Regions from separate parts of the Homo sapiens genome. Here region 2 is linked to region 1. A link is a loop called in an ENCODE intact Hi-C map of the cell type or tissue named here. Cell type or tissue: IMR-90. All regions are shown on one strand. Links, peaks and the distances in the headings refer to the core of each region. The heading gives the core; the rest is flanking DNA.

Region 1 (5,998 bases), core at 1,074-5,073:
GCTATGATGGTGCTTCAACGTGCAAATGCCCAGTAATCATCCGGCACCTTTCAAATACAACAATATGCTTCTGGCCATTGTTCTCTTGGAATCACTGTTGCTTATGTGACTTCTTATGTGAATTAAAGCCTTCATGGTACCTTTTTCCTATAAGTTCCTGGGAGAAACCTGGAGTCTAGGTGGGTTGATCTAATTAGGGCCACCAAGAGCAGTAGCAGGGCACTGGCCATTCTGCAATCGCTGTGGGTGCTCCATAGAAAGTTGCGGGGCCTGGAGAAATGCATGGAGTTGACAAGTCTGTTTAAAGATAGAGGAGCCCAGAGTAAAGATGTCTGTTTTCACCATTCTCATTGTTGTTTTTTGTTGAGATATACTTCAAGCGTGAAAACATTCATCCTCTTAAAATACATAAAGATTATTAGTACATTCACGGTTATACAACCCTCACCACTATCAGATTCCAGGATTTTTTCATCATCTAAAACAAACAAACAAACAAACAAACCACGTAACTACTGGCAGTCATTTCCCATTATCCCCTCCCCGCAAGTTCTGGAAATTACTAATCTACTTTTTGTCTTTATGAATTTGCCTATAATGGACATTTCATATAATTGGAATCATACAACGTGTGCCTTTTTGTGTTTGCCTTCTTTCAGTCAGCATACAGTTTTCAAGATACATCCATGTTTTAGCATGTGTCACTACGTCACTCCTTTTTATGGATAAATCAGTTCATTGCAGAAATATACCCATTTTGTTTATCCATTCATCAGTTGATGGACTTTTGGTTTGTTTCCACTTTTTGGCTAACATGAATAAAGTTAAAATGACATTTGTGTACATATTTTGTGGAAATATATGTTTTATATATCTAACTGTGGAATTGTTCAATCATATGGTCACTCTATGTTTAACTTTTTGTGAAATTGTCAAAATGTTTTTCCAAATGGCTGTACCATGTTACGTTCCAATGAGCAAAGTATAAGGATTTTAATTTCTCCACATTTTCACCAACACATGTTATTTTCCATTTTTATTATAGTCATTTTGAATTATAGGAAGCAGTATTTCATTGTGGTTTTGATTTGTAGTTTTCTAATAATGAATAGTGTTGAGCATCTTTTTATGTACTATTGACCATTTGTTTATCTACATTGAAATAATATCTTAATCCTAAGCCCATTTTTAATTATTCATCTTTTACTGTTGAATTATAAGGATTCTTTTTATATTCTGGATGATAGATACATATCAAATGTATGATTTGCAAATGTTTTCTCCCATTCTCTGATTTTTTTTTAGCTTCTTAACAGTGTTATTGAAAAGAAAAATGGGTTTCTTGATTTTGAAAACGTCCAATTAATCTATTTTTTCTTTTGTTGGTAAATTCGAAGTCAGTAATATTTATTTCTGTATTTTTCTTCAAAAAGTTTTACAGTTTTAGTTCTTATAGTTAAGTCTTTTATCTATTTTGATTTAATTTTTTGTATTATGTGAGATGAGTCTAAATTCACTCTTTTGCATGTTGATATCTAGTTGTCCTAGAATCATTTGTTGAAAAAACTAAAACACCACATGTTCTCACTCATAAGTGGGAGTTGAACAATGAGAACACATGGACACAGGGAGGAGAACATCACATACCAGGGCCTGTTGGGGGTTGGGGGGCTAGGGGAGGGATAGCATTAGGAGAAATACCTAATGTAGATGACGGGTTGATGGGTGCAGCAAACCACTATGGCACGTGTATACCTATGTAACAAACCTGCCCGTTCTGCACGTGTATCTCAGAACTTAAAGTATACTTTAAAAATTAAAAAAAAAAAAGGTAAAAACATTAATAAAGCAGAAAAAAATCAACTGCTTTTCTTCCCAGTAATCTCCTGCCCTACTTTTGTGGACATGATGGAATAACTTGAGACAAATGCCCTGTATACGGATAGTAGTGTTGTTTCTGCCCAATGGATGATGGAACATAACAGATGCCAGATAGAGAAGGAGTCGGGAGGAGCCTTGGAAATGTGGAAAGTAAAATACTCTGAGCCTTGGAAATGTGGAAGGGAAAATACTCTGTGAAGGAACATTGTTCTCAATATTTTGGGGCCATTTTTAGCTTGGAGCTAGCCTTTTAAGGGAGACACATCTGTCTTATATTTGATCATGAGATTGATTCTTTTTCTTTTAAGTTCTGATATGAAGTTTGAAAATTGGGATTTGAAACCAGGAAAAAAAACCTACATTACTGTAGTTTGCCCCTTTCCCCGTCAATCCTTGCCCCTTTCCCACCTACCCTCTCCAGTAGTTCCCAGTGTTTATTGTTCCCATCTTCATGTCCATATGTATCGAATGATTAACTCTCACTTATATATGAGAACATGCAATGTTCAATTTTCTGTTTTTACATTAATTTGCTTAGGGAGATGGCCTCCAGCTGCATTCATGTCACTGCAAAAGACATAATTTCATTATTTTTTTTATGGCTGCATGGAGTTCCTTGTTGATGTGCCACATTCTTTATCCACTATACTGTTTATGATCCCCTAGGTTGATTCCATGTCTTTGTTATTGTGAAGAGTGCTGTGATAAACATACAAGTGCATAGGTCTTTTCGGTAGAATGATTTATTTTCCTTTGTGTATATACCCAGTAGAGGGATTGCTAGTCTGAATGATAGCTCTGTTTTAAGTTGTTTGAGAAATCTCTCAACTGCTTTCCACAGGGGCTGAACTAATTTACATTCCCACTAACTGTGTATAAGCATTCCCTTTTCTCTGCAGCCTTGTCAGCATCTCTTTTATTTTTTCCTTGACTTTTTAATAGTAGCCATGGGAGTGATGTAAGTTGATATCTCACTGTGGTTTTCTTTTGCATTTTTCTCATGATTATTGGTATTGAGCATTTTTTTCATATGCTCGTTGGCTGCTTGTAAATCTTCTTTTGAGAAAATGTCTGTTTATATCACTATATCTTTTTAATGGGGTTGTTTTTTGTTGAATTGTTTAACTTCCTTATACATGTTGGATATTAGACCTTTGTTGCGTGTATAGTTTGCAAATATTTCCTCCCATTCTGTGGGTTTTCTGTTTGCTGTGTGGATAGTTTCTTTTGCTGTGTATAAGCTCTTTAGTTAATTAGGTTCTACTTGTCAATTTTTGTTTTTGTTGCAATTGCTTTTGGGGGCTTAGTCACAAATTATTTACCACAGCCAATGTCCAAAATGGTATTTCCTATCTTTTCTTCTAGGACTTTTATAGTTTAAGGTCTTACATTTAAATCTTCAGTTCATCTTGAGTTAATTTTTGTATATAGTAAATGATAGTGATCCAGTTTCATTCTTCTACATATGGCTAGCCAGTTATCCCAGCACCATTTATTGCACAGGGAATCTTTTCCTTTTTTATCATTTTGTTGACCTTGTTGAAGACAAAATGGCTGTAGGTGTGTGGCTTTCTTTCTGTGTTCTGTATTCTATTCCACTGGTCCATGTTTTTGTTTTTTGAACCAGTATCGTGGTATTTTGGTTATTGTAGCTTTATAGCATAGTTTGAACACAGGTAATGTGCTGACTCTGGATTTGTTGTTTTTGCTTAGGATTGTTTTGCCTACTTAAGATCTCTTTGGTTCCATATAAATTTCAGAAGAGTTTTTTTTCTAGTCTCTGCAAAATGATATTGGTATTTATAGGAATAACATTGAATCTGTAGATTTCTTTGGACAGTATGGCCATTTTAACTGCATTAATTATTCCAATCCATGAGCATGGGATGTTTTTTCATTCATTTGTGTAATTTCTGCTTCATTTCCCTAGTGTTTTGTAGTTTTCCTTGCAGAGATCATTCACCTCCTTGGTTAGATGTATTTCTAGGTACTTCATTATTTTTTGTGGCTATTGTAAATGGGATTGTGATATTATTTGGCTTTCAACTTGAATGTTATTGATATATAGAAATGCTAGTGATTTCTGTATGTTGATTTTTATCCTGCAAATTTACTGAAGTCGTTTATCAATTCTAGGAGTCTTTTGGCAGTCTTTAGGGTTTTTTAGGTATAGAATAATATCATCATGAAGAGAGGAAATTTGACATCTTCCTTTCCTAGTTAGAGATGTCTTTATTTCTTTCTCTCACCTGATTGTTTTGGCTAGGACATCCAGTACTATGTTAAATAGGATAGGTAAGTGTGGACATCCTCATGTTGTTCCAGTTCTCAAGAAAATGGTTTTGGCTTTTGCCCATTCAGTATGATGTTGGTTATTGGTTTGTCCTAGATGATTCTTATTATTTTGAGGTATGATCTTTCAATGCCTAATTTGTTGAGGTCAAAATATTTTCTAATGTACCTTTTTATTTCTTATTTGACTCGAAGTCTTTTAAGGATTGTGTTGTTAATTTCCACATATCTTGGAATCACCCAACTGTCTTTTGGTTATTGATTTGTGATTTCATTTCATTATAGTTGGAGAATAGACTTTGTATAATTTCAATATTTTAAATTGATTGAGACTTGATTTGTAGCATAAACTAGCATGTGATCCAACTTTGAGAAAGTCCACTTCCACTTGTGAAGAATGGGTGGTCTGCTATTGGTGGAATCTTTCAATGTTTAGAACAAAATCTCTATACTAAAATCCCAAACACTATTTATGTCTACAATGCTCTGTATGCTCAGGATACTGCCTATGTCTCTATCTTATATAGAATTCTTCCCCTTCTTCACTAGTGTCTGTTGATATTAGCACCTTATTTCTGTTCCTAAAATACCCCAGATTCCCAGTTCAAGGTCTTATACTTGCTATTCTGTCTACCTAGAATATTAAAAAACACAAATTAATGACATTCCCATGCTATATATTTTGATAATAGCATCACGTTTTATTTAAGAAATGATGTTTTATAATTCTCATTTTACATATAAGAAAACTGAGTTCTAAAGACATTCATATGTTTGTTCAATGTCACATACTAAAAATCTCTGAGAAAAACTGAAGAATTAATATATATTATTTCAAAATATGCCTAATGTTTCTTGTGTATGACATCACAGAGTCAGGATTCAAACCATGTGTGTTTGACTCCAGAGTCCAAATTTTTATCAGTGTCCAATTTTGCTACATTAGTATAAATGCCAAATAAAATGATATATGGAATACCTATTTGTACAATTTAAAGTTTCTTTAGATAGTCTAAATAAATGATGGATGGATAGGTAGTAAGGAGTATTCTTATTTAACTTCTAATCTTCTGGCTTAAACTTTCTTCTCTGAAATTTTTGCTCATATAGACGTGTGTGTGTGTGTTTGTATATATATATCAATGTACTTCTTTCTTACTACATCCTTTGCACACATTTTTCTCATTGTTTCAAATGTCATTGTAAAAATGGAACAAATCTTTACTCATTCCTCAAGTCTCAGCTCAAATTCCTCTTCTGTGAAGCAGACAGAATCCCATGGGTAGATTTAGAACATTTTCTCTGATATTCTTATTACATTTTGTACCCATATCATTAAAAGTATTATAATATAATTGATTGATTAAAAACACAAACTGTGGGAATTGAGTTCAAATTCAAATGCAGCTACTTATTAACTATGTGACTTTGGGCAAGTATCTTAAATATTTTGTGCCTCAGCATTCTCAGCAGCAAAATGTGAGAAATCATAGCATGGATCTCCTTAAGTTGTAAGCAATATGATACATTTAAAGTTACTTAGAACAGTTCCTGGCAATTGGAAAATATGAAATATTACCTCTCTTTATATACGTTTATTATACACACAGATTATATTAATATATTTATAAATTTTTATTATTGCAACTGTATACTTGTAAGTGTTCCTACTAGTTTACTTATTTTACTTACTTTTTGAAGGCAAAAATGGCACTCTGTTTTTTTAAAACCATAGTTCTTCTCTCTTTATATGCACACAATAAAAATTAAATATTAAATAAAAAACTGTTTCTGTCACCAGTTATGCAAAATTAGACAAATGACA
Region 2 (5,998 bases), core at 1,008-5,007, 1.3 Mb after region 1:
CCACTCTGATTGCGGATGCTCTGGACAAAAAAATTGCAGAATTTGATACAGTGGAAGATCTGCTCAAGTACTTCAATCCAGAGTCATGGCAAGAAGATCTTGAGAATATGTATCTGGACACCCCTCGGTATCGAGGCAGGTCATACCATGACCGGAAGTCAAAAGGTAAGAGACAGACACTTGTACATTCTTCATAAGCACATAGAAATCTTAACAGTACAAGCTGAGTATCCCTTATCCAAAGTATTTGAAACCAGAAGTCTTTTGGATTTTGGATGCTTTTTGGATTTTGGAACATTTACATTTATACTTGCTGGCTCAGTATCCCTAATCCAAAAATCTGAACTCCAAAATGTTCCAGTGAGCATTCCCTTTGAGAATCATGTTGGTGCTCAAAAAGTTTTGGATTTTGGATCATTTCAGAGTTTAGATTTTTGGACTAGGGACATAACCTGTAATAATGAGTAAGGATTAGCAGTACAATATATTTAACTCACTTAGATCAGGTGGTTACTATCAGTCCATTGTCATGTTTCACAGCACTTTCAAATGAAGTTCTGCATTTTGCCCAAACTGTGTTTTTTTTGCATCAGACTAAGAAGGGTTTGGTCCCGTGAAAGATATATAGGTCATAGTTTGGAGCTGGATGAGATCTTATAAAAATTATCTGAACCAGCTTCTTATTTTTTGGCAAGCAAGGCATTATTAGCCCCAATTTTACAGTGGAGACAGACAAGTCAGAGGAAGTAAGTAATTTGCCAATGTCTGTGTGGTTAGTTAGCAATGAAGAAGAATGAGGATCCTGGTCTCTTGCCTACAAGAACAGTGCTTGTGTAATTGATAGTTTTGCCTCTCTGATAGGTGTGAAGATTGGTTTAGTCCAGGGATGTCAGTGTTGGCAGGAGAGAACCCTGTTAAAGCAACAGCCAAAACTTTGTTGGAAAATTTCAATTCTACCTTCTAGATCTGATATCTGCTTGGTGCCTGGGTGGTTTATGTGCTCGAGATATAAATGTCTCAAGGCAGAGGAAAAGAAGGTCTGGAATAGTTTGGAGATGTGTGAGAGCACATATTCAATTAGAAACTTCAGGAAAGTACAATAAGGGGAGAACCGAGAGGAACATTAAGGCAGAGAGAACATCATGAGTTAAAACAATGCTTAAACTAAAAAAATAAATATCCAGGTCTTACATCTGAGTGATATGATCTTAGGATGAGAATGTTTATTGGCATGTAAAACTCCAATTAATAAAGATATGAAATATAGTTGCCTCTTATTGAATAAAACAGTTACTTCTAGTCTGTTATGTCCTTTCCTTATTTGATAAGGTTTGTTATAATTGAAATGTTCCCTAAAAGGTCTCGAAAGGCTGGTTTGCATTGTAGATATAAAGGTATTTCACCAAGATACAGCTTGTTTCCTGCACTTTGAAATATTAAGAATACTTTTAAGAACTGTGAACCTGGGCTGCTTTAGCACAACCATTTATAACATTTGGGACAAAATGACTAATTAGTTAACTCCTGCCTGGGCCTTCTGCTTATGGCTTAGCTAAGAGGGGGACAAGAAAGTCACTGGTGGCCCTGGTGTTATGGAGATATGCCATGTGCAGATCACTATAGCCCTGAATCTCTCCAGGGCACAGATTGGATTCAATTTAAAGAAAAAATTGCTTTTCTGTAAGACATTGCTGTGTTTGGATCTCTACTAGGTCAACTTAAAAGAAAGTAAAATATGCACATATTTTGAAAACCCCAGAGGAAATTTTATATAAAAATAGTATTGGACAAACGAGCAATAAAAGCTGACTCTGTCTTCAGCAATTCAAGGGACAGCCCTTCTTGGCATCTTTTTTTCTGGAAATATTAAAATTTTGAAATCACCTAAATCCATTACTTTTTTTCCCCCTAGAAATTGTGTTGAGTTGGAGGCAGGAGGCCTGGATTCAAATTCTAACCCTGCCACTTACAAGTTTTGTGATTTTTTTTTTAGCAGGCACCCTGATCTCAGTTTTCTTATTGGCAATGTGTGTGCAATAACACCTACTTCTGGGGACTGCTTCTGGTGCCATCAAGAGCACCTGACACTTGATACGTGTTCAAAAATTGTTAGCTAGCTATAATGACTTAGAATTCTGAAATATGTTTGCATTACTTCCTTGGTGAAGCCTACCTTGTCCCTTATTCTGTGATGTAGTCCCTGTGATGTCTACCCACCCCCTAACCTGGTAAAGTTAGGAGCACTTAAGACACCACCTCATTTTGTATGTCCTACTGCTGCACTGTTATTGTACTGTTGTGTTTCCTCTAAGAGGATCTGGGATCCCAGCACCTCCTATGGTTCTCCACTCTGGCTGAATATTTAATACCTGAGGGAGCTTTGAAAAACTTCAGATGCCTAGTCCCACCCCAGATACATTGACTCAGAATCTCAATGGGGTGAGACTGGGATATATATTGATATTATTTATGGTTCCTAGGAGAGTGATCCTTAGAGACAGCCAGTGTCAAGAAACACTACTTTAGAGATTGTTCATCCTGTATCTGCAGTACTTGGAACAGTCTCTGACATATTTTAGATGCTCAATTAATGTTTGTGGGATGGAATATATTACTAATCCAGTGTTAGCCTATTTCTAAAGTTTATAGAAACCACCCCATAGACTGGAGAGGGTAGCTTTATTAAAAATGTCTTTGGTTACCGAAATAACCTTGCAAGAGCATTCAAGGTGACATACTACTTGATGTTTGTGACAAAGTAAACATCGTCTCTCTCCCCTGCTGGCTTAGGTTGCATTTCTTAATCTCTTGTTTAAAATGGCCCTAAGGCATTTTTGTACCATTTAATTTAACCCTGGCAAGTCACCACTGTCTCTGCTCTTGTATAAATGTGCTGATTTAATTATTTATCATTCCATTGATGCTGAATCACCTGCATGTATCACAAAAACAAGGGAAGTCAGGTTTAATATTTCAGCTGGTATTTTCTGCTTTGAGAACTTAAAAATACAAATTCATGGCTTGTATGCCAATGTATGAGGAGGGGAGCAGTGAATAAACAGTGAAAACAGGAAAATAGCGATGGATAATGGAAGTCCATTAGGTGTCAAATAAAACTTTGCCTTTTCAGGATCTCCAAAAAGTCTCCTTCTATCAGTATAATAATTTCTTAATGATGTTGTGCAGAAGCAAGCTCATCATTTATGAATATCTTTTGAGCATCCATTCTTCTGATTTGTCCAGACAGATGGAAAGTGGTATTTTTCATGATTGCAAAGAGCAGGATTCTAAGATGACATTTGAATGTGAATATACAAAACACAGAGTTTTATGAACTCTGAAATAGAATGCAGACACACTGAGTAAAGAACTTATAATGAATCAGGAATATTTAAAATATGAAGGTTCATATTTTACAATTAAATGATGTGTTTTGCTTCTTTTTATTTAGTAGAAGGGAGGTGAGGTGGTAAGTGAGCTTTTTGTTCTCTTCAAGAAGAGTTGAAAATGGCGAATGCAAAAGAACAGTAAAGTTTTGGTGAGGAAAGAGAGAGAGAGGAAACAGATAAAATTACCAAGTATTGAAACCAGGATGTCAACGCAATAATGTCTACATTTTTAAAATTCACAAGTAATAGATAAGCTCAAACTTGTCTGTAAAAGCTTCTGGAGTGAAGATAATATAACAAGTTAATATATTCAACTTTCAGTTTCCTAGGGGGTAATGGAGAAAAGGGTAGCGTATATAATTGAAATCTGTAGATAACTGTAGTTTCAAACCTAATTTTTGCCAGTAGTTTCAGCCTCATGCTTTTAACCTCAAAGCTGCCCAGAAGTTAATTTTTTAAAAATCAGTATTTTAAGTTCAAATTGCATTTACTTTTTATGGTAGATATACTAATAATGAGTATCGGAAGTGTGCATAAAATTAAGTGAAATTATATGGGTGTTCTTTCTGTAAGCTACATAAATACTCCTTAAATTGCTGCATTACCACTGCAGTTTAACTAAAACTAAACTACAATTCATTGAAAACATATGCCTCCAGGGCAATCAGGCAGGAGAAGGAAATAAAGGGTATTCAATTAGGAAAAGAGGAAGTCAAATTGTCCCTGTTTGCAGATGACATGATTGTATATCTAGAAAACCCCATCATCTCAGCCCAAAATCTCCTCAAGCTGATAAGCAATTTCAGCAAAGTCTCAGGATACAAAATCAATGTACAAAAATCACAAGCATTCCTATACACCAATAACAGACAAACAGAGAGCCAAATCACGAGTGAACTCCCATTCACAATTGCTTCAAAGAGAATAAAATACCTAGGAATCCAACTTACAAGGGACATGAAGGACCTCTTCAAGGAGAACTACAAACCACTGCTCAATGAAATAAAAGAGGATACAAAGAAATGGAAGAACATTCCATGCTCATGGGTAGGAATAATCAATATCGTGAAAATGGCCATACTGCCCAAGGTAATTTATAGATTCAATGCCATCCCCATCAAGCTACCAATTACTTTCTTCACAGAATTGGAAAAAACTACTTTAAAGTTCATGTGGAACCAAAAAAGAGCCCACATCGCCAAGTCAATCCTAAGCCAAAAGAACAAAGCTGGAGGCATCATGCTACCTGACTTCAAACTACACTACAAGGCTACAGTAACCAAAACAACATGGTACTGGTACCAAAACAGAGATATCAACCAATGGAACAGAACAGAGCCCTCAGAAATAATGCCGCATATCTACAACTATCTGATCTTTGACAAACCTGAGAAAAACAAGCAATGGGGAAAGGATTCCCTATTTAATAAATGGTGCTGAGAAAACTGGCTAGCCCTATGTAGAAAGCTGAAACTGGATCCCTTCCTTACACCTTATACAAAAATTAATTCAAGATGGATTAAAGACTTAAATGTTAGACCTAAAACCATAAAATCCCTAGAAGAAAACCCAGGCAATACCATTCAGGACATAGGCATGGGCAAGGACTTCATGTCTAAAACACCAAAAGCAATGGCAACAAAAGCCAAAATTGACAAATGGGATCTAATTAAACTAAAGAGCTTCTGCACAGCAAAAGAAACTACCATCAGAGTGAACAGGCAACTTACAGAATGGGAGAAAATTTTTGCAACCTACTCATTTGACAAAGGGCTAATATCCAGAATCTACAATGAACTCAAACAAATTTACAAGAAAAAAACAAAGAACCCCATCAAAAAGTGGGTGAAGGATATGAACAGACACTTCTCAAAAGAAGGCATTTATGCAGCCAAAAAACACATGAAAAAATACTCATCATCACTGGCCATCAGAGAAATGCAAATCAAAACCACAATGAGATACCATCTCACACCAGTTAGAATGGCAATCATTAAAAAGTCAGGAAACAACAGGTGCTGGAGAGAATGTGGAGAAATAGGAACACTTTTACACTGTTGGTGGGACTGTGAACTAGTTCAACCATTGTGGAAGTCAGTGTGGTGATTCCTCAGGGATCTAGAACTAGAAATACCATTTGACCCAGCCATCCCATTACTGGGTATATACCCAAAGGATTATAAATCATGCTGCTATAAAGACACAAGCACATGTATGTTTATAGCAGCACTATTCACAATAGCAAAGACTTGGAACCAACCTAAATGTCCAACAACGATAGACTGGATTAAGAAAATGTGGCACATATACACCATGGAATACTATGCAGCCATAAAAAATGATGAGTTCGTGTCCTTTGTAGGGACATGGATGAAGCTGGAAACCATCATTCTCAGCAAACTATCACAAGGACAAAAAACCAAACACCGCATGTTCTCACTCATAGGTGGGAATTGAACAATGAGAACACATGGACACAGGAAGGGGAACATCACACACTGAGGACTGTTGTGGGGTGGGGGGAGGGGGGAGGGATAGCATTAGGAGATATACCTAATGTTAAATGACGAGTTAATGGGTGCAGCACACCAACATGGCACATGTATACA

The links. Peaks named below come from ENCODE experiments on the same cell type or tissue, not always from the same donor. Only the 100,000 strongest peaks of a DNase experiment are listed, where the experiment ranks them.
Region 2: it touches region 1 in a loop (4-fold over the local background); 1 of 110 quality-filtered maps calls a loop at or near these places.

What each region holds. Positions count from the first base shown.
Region 1 is chr11:105,233,644-105,239,641 of GRCh38, reverse strand. All of the region lies in intron 4 of LOC105369468 (a long non-coding RNA gene), which reads left to right. Among named protein-coding and RNA genes, the nearest start is that of CARD18, 97 kb to the right of the region's middle. In IMR-90, for the core only: no CTCF peak of the experiment used is centred there; a DNase peak (open chromatin) is centred at 2,751; H3K27ac peaks cover 1,529 bases.
Region 2 is chr11:103,937,619-103,943,616 of GRCh38, reverse strand. PDGFD (platelet derived growth factor D) reads left to right here. Exons shown (of 7, transcript NM_025208.5): 5 at 1-165. Among named protein-coding and RNA genes, the nearest start is that of PDGFDDN, 34 kb to the right of the region's middle. In IMR-90, for the core only: no CTCF peak of the experiment used is centred there; a DNase peak (open chromatin) is centred at 2,906.